2 separate regions of the Homo sapiens genome follow, and region 1 is linked to region 2. Evidence: chromatin loops called from intact Hi-C (ENCODE). Cell type or tissue: CD14-positive monocyte. All regions are shown on one strand.

What was found. Hi-C counts contacts between places; a loop is a spot of excess contacts. Peaks named below come from ENCODE experiments on the same cell type or tissue, not always from the same donor. Only the 100,000 strongest peaks of a DNase experiment are listed, where the experiment ranks them.
Region 1: a loop joins it to region 2, with 2.3 times the contacts of the local background. A loop is called at or near these places in 6 of 110 quality-filtered maps.

The regions. Positions count from the first base shown.
Region 1 is chr9:89,439,709-89,442,208 of GRCh38, reverse strand. All of the region lies in intron 2 of SEMA4D (semaphorin 4D), which reads left to right. Among named protein-coding and RNA genes, the nearest start is that of SEMA4D, 57 kb to the left of the region's middle. RefSeq lists an enhancer at 1,818-2,395. In CD14-positive monocyte, no CTCF peak of the experiment used is centred here; DNase peaks (open chromatin) are centred at 98 and 1,458; H3K4me3 peaks cover 262 bases; H3K27ac peaks cover 2,500 bases.
Region 2 is chr9:89,521,017-89,523,516 of GRCh38, reverse strand. No RefSeq gene overlaps it. Among named protein-coding and RNA genes, the nearest start is that of SEMA4D, 24 kb to the right of the region's middle. RefSeq lists enhancers at 387-496, 637-716. In CD14-positive monocyte, no CTCF peak of the experiment used is centred here; DNase peaks (open chromatin) are centred at 536 and 966; H3K4me3 peaks cover 1,442 bases; H3K27ac peaks cover 1,673 bases.

The DNA.
Region 1 (2,500 bases), 81 kb after region 2:
GACCTTGACCTGGGCCGTACGGCGCAGCAAACCATGTCTCTGGCCTGAAGATGTGTCCTGGGCCAGGGGAAAAGGGAAGGAAACAGCCCCAGCTCACTGGGTGCTGATGATGGGGAGGGGTGATCAGGAACATGCTGAACTCACCAGCCTGGCCATTGCTGGTCTACACATCCATGAACTGTGCAAGATTTCAGGCACGTTAAATAACAGAGCCTTACAGTCCAATGGGGAAGAGAAATGTGTAAACACAGCCATGGGGATGGGTGCCTGGTGAGGGACTGTCAAACATGGGCGTGGCCATGAGCCCCTCTTGCCAGCCTCTAGCCCTCTGTCCACACGGTGGGGCCTGGAGTTGCTGGACTTCCCTTTCACTTAGATCAGAAGCTGAAGTTTAACAGTGTGGGCTGGGATGGGAGTGTGGGAGGGGGGTTAGGGCCCAGGCAGGAAAGCTGGACGCAGAGTGGTTAGACAGGTATTGGGGCTGAAATGACAAAGAGGGTACTGAGGACACCCAGGGACAAAGCAGCCACAGCCTCCAGGCAGGTCCCAGGAGCCCTGAGGAGGAGCCATGGGGTGGTGGGGAATTGGTCCCCTCCCTGCCTGCTGCTTCCAGGCTGCCCTCACTTCCTTCCCATGGTCTGGGGCATTCTGATCCTGACACAGTGATGTGGGGGTGGCCCATGATGTGGGAATGGGGGCCTGGCCGGTACCGACATCTCCAGCCAGAGCTCAGGGTTGCCTCTGCCATCATCACCTCGGCCACATCCCCTTTCCTTCTGATCCCAGACACATTGGGCTCTGTCTTGCCTGCTGTTCTGTCTGCCTGGAAAGCTAATGTTGTTGGTGCCAAATTCCTGAAGAGTCCTCCCTGATGGCCCGTCCACCACGCGAAGCTGTGGAAATTGCCCGCTGCTGGGAGGAACAGTGCCGCCCGGCCGAGTCCTGCGCGTGTGTGGAAGCGGAGGCCAAGGGTTGGTATTCGTAAGGTCTGGGAGTTTGGTTTAAGGCAGATCTTTCAATGTGGGTGGCTGGTCTGATTTGGACTGGGACATGTTTACAATGTGTAATAAGACTTTAAGATCAGTGGACGCAGCAGAGGGCGTGAAGCCAGCCTGATGGTGGTTTGCTGAGGGAGCAGCTTGCCCAGGAGAGTGGCTTGTTGTTCTTAGAAGGACTCCCTGGGTGAGCAGGTCAAACAACTTTCAGGAGCTCTGATCAGTCAAGTTGCATGCTGTTTTGCCCTCTTGGGTGGAAATTTGCTGCAGTAGTCCAGTTAAAGTGTACTTGTGCATTTCTGACACCTCACCCTTCAGGTCCAACTTAGCCTCCTCACCAGGCCAGCTTGTCTCCTGTAGTTCTCTTGGCACCCTGTGTGTTCCTACTCAGGACTTGTCACAGTGTGTCATCACACACACGCAAGCACATGCTGTGGGACATTGATGTCTTGCCCACTGGAAGGGTTCCGTAGGGTGGAGTCAGCCCCACTTTGCTCTGCTGGCACTTAGCACGGCATGTGGCACGTAGCAAGTAGTTAGGAAATGTTTGCAGAGGAACATGAATAAGTCTTGCACGAGGTGCCGGGGAGCTCAGAGGAGGAAGCAGCCTCCTTTTTTTCCAGGAGACCAGGGGACGCTTTACCCAGAAGGGCCCTGCTGCTGTGGAGGGTGCAGCCTCCTTGGGGGCTGAGTGTGGAGGGCAAGCGGAGGGTAGGGCTCAGGGGCCAGGGTGATGGGTGCGGGTGGGAGGTGGATCAGACAGCATTGTGAGGGTAAAGGGTTGGGATTTTAAGCAAAAGGCAGCAAAGAGCTGTTGAAGGCTTTTTGGCAGAGGCATGTCAAGACCAGATTTGGAGTTTCGAGATACTCATGTAGCTATACCATGGGGGTGGGTGAAAGCGTGGGTGGGAGAAGGCACAGGGGCTGGAGAGGAATGGGAGGGAAGGCGTTGTGGTCACTGCTTCCTGGCAGGGGCGGGGAGGGAGCCTCAACTGGGTCTGTGGGGCAGAGGAGCCAGCACCACTCCAGGGCTCGTCCCGGGTGGGTGTGGATGGAGATGCCACAGCCTGCGTGGCTCCCAGGGTGAGGGTCAGGCTCACAGGGAGGACACCAGGCCTCTTATCGTGGCTCCATTCTCTGTGGACTGCCCTTGGTGGGACTAAGAGCAGGCAGGTCTCCATGTGTCCTGGACACGGCTCCTGACCCAGCACGTGTGTCCACTTTTGGGCTGTGGTGAGGGTGATTGAGGGGCAGTGTGCCAATGTAGAATGACTATATGGCATGTTTGTGGGCTAAAGTAAGTGAATGCTTAAATTGACACTAAGATGCGGTGAGCTTGATCGTGGGTCGGCCGGTTTCCATTCAGCTAAAATTCGTGAAGTGGGGGCATCACTGACTTTTTTTGTAAAGAGAAAATAACCTGTAAATAGGCTTTTAAAAATAGACACTTACTCTTGCTTTTTTTGTAAATCAGATTGACCTGTCAGTGCACTCTGGGGTCCGGC
Region 2 (2,500 bases):
AATTGGATTCTTTTGGCAGGAAAGGAAATGAGGAAATTCCATTAAATAGGAAAAGGACAGTGTCTTCCATGAGTATAATCAGGGGATTCCAGATGTTAGACTGGCTTCCTATTTCAGGCAAGGTCTGTGTTTGGAATTCTAAATAAAGTCAAGTCACAATTATCTCTGGAATTAGACAAAGAAAGAGCATGAATAAATGACCAGTAAAGCTAATTGTACCCCAACATTCCAACCCCTTATCCCATTATTCCATTGGCATCCCCATCTCTTATTATATATTTTTTTGAAATCTAATAACAAAGAAAAATGATCTGATGAATATCTACCCAGGAGCTACTCAACAGAATCCTGCTGAGTCACTGACCACCTCCATGTCCTCACCTGCTATCATGCTAGAGTGAGGATGATCAGGTGGATGGACCCAAGGCCAGCAGCAGGACAAGGAGTGAGCCAGCCAGGGCCTGAGTGATTGACTAGCTACGCTAAGAGCTCCAGCAGTTCAGGGAAGTAGTTCCAGTCACTGCAGGTGGTCAAAAATTTTCCTCACTGAGTCTACGAGTTTCACAGGTCTTGGATTTCTTTTGACATTGGGGAGAATTGCACATCATCCATAGGCTGCAGACTTTCTTCCTTTCCTTGCGTGACCATCCTGTGAAAGCTTGCTGGCCTGCACTTGTGTTTCACAGCACTTCTCAGATGGCCCTGTGGTGAGGTATTTGTGTCCATGCCCTGCTAAACGCTGAGCCCCTGGGAAGGGCCTGCACACATCAGTGTGCTCCACACACTGGACATGAATGGGACACACGTCTACCCCTCTGAAGCTGCTCCGTTAACTGGCTCGAAGCCTGCAGACTTTGTTTCCAAGCCATAGGGTTTTACTCCTGGTGCAGGATGAGTAGTTCTTGCAGGCCTCTGACTCTTCTACAAAGAGGAAGTGCCTAAGCTGGGGCAAAGGCAAACCACTTCCTGCACCTGAAAAGCACTGCCACGAAACAGCACTGAGGTCACCGGAGAAGTCACCAAGTCTAAAACACTCTTTTCTGCTCCCACCCTGTAAACGTCTCCATGATTCCTGCCACTCCCCTCCTCTCTCTCTGACCCCTTCAACCCTACGACTCAACAAAGACTACTGAGTGCCTGCCATGCATAAGACACTGAATTCAGTCTGAGCAGGAGGCAGGCCAGGGTGAGAAACACCCGCCTGTCTCCCGTGGGCCACACCCCCTGCAGACTGAGGCATCACTTTGGGCTCAGTCTCAGCCACTTTTTACTTGAAAATGTTATTTTCCAGATCGTTGTTCCTTTTATCTCCAGTAGTTAGAATCATGGAACATCTTTCAGCCAAAATATTGGACACCTCAGCAACACATCCAGAATTTCTATAAGTTTTTTTTTTTTTTTTTTTGAGATGGAGTCTTGCTCTGTCACCGAGGCTGGAGTGCAACAGCATGATTACAGCTCACCGCAACCTCTGCCTCCCAGGTTCAAGTGATTCTCCTGCACCAGCCTCCCGAGTAGCTGGGATTACAGGCATGCACCACCACACCCAGCTAATTTTGTATTTCAGTAGAGATGGGATTTCACCAGGTTGGTCAGGCTGGCCTCGAGTTCCTGACCTCAGGTGATCCACCTGCCTCGGTCTCCCAAAGTGCTGCGATTACAGGCGTGAGCCATCGCACCCAGCCTATAATTTTCTTTTTTATAATTTCTATTTCTTCATTGATATCCTCCATTCAGTGAAACAGTATTTTATACTTTGCTTTGGTTCTTTAAACATATATATATATATATATATATATAGTTTTTTGGGTTTTTTTTGTTTGTTTTTTGAGATAGGGTCTTGCTCTGTCACCCAGGCTAGAGTGCTGTGGTGCAATCATAGCTCACTGCAGCCTCAAAGTCTTGGGTGCAAGCAATCACAAAATTCAGGGCCTGCCTCAGCCTCCTGAGTAGCTGGGACTACCGCCACACACCATGCCTGGCTCATTTTTAAGTATTTTGTAGAGATGGGGTCTCTTGAACTCCCAGGCTCAAGCAATCCTCCTGACTCAGCCTCCCAAAGTGCTGGGATTACAGTAAACATATTTTAAATAGCTGACCTAAAATCTTTGTCTAGTAAGTTTGGCCAATACCTGGGCTTCCCCAGGAACAGTTTCTACTGTCTGCTTTTTCCCCTGCATCTGACAACAGTCATCCTTTCTTGTTTCTTTGCATATTTTTTTTTTTTTGAGACGGAGTCTCGCCCTGTCACCCAGGCTGGAGTGTAGTGGCCTGATCTCAGCTGACTGCAAGCTCTACCTCCCAGGTTCACGCCATTCTCCTGCCTCAGCCTCCCTAGTAGCTGGGACTACAGGTGCCTGCCACCATGCCTGGCTAATTTTTTGTATTTTTAGTAGAGACGGGGTTTCACCGTGTTAGCCAGGATGGTCTCGATCTCCTGACCTCATGATCTGCCTGCCTCAGCCTCCCAAAGTGCTGAGATTACAGGCGTGAGCCACCG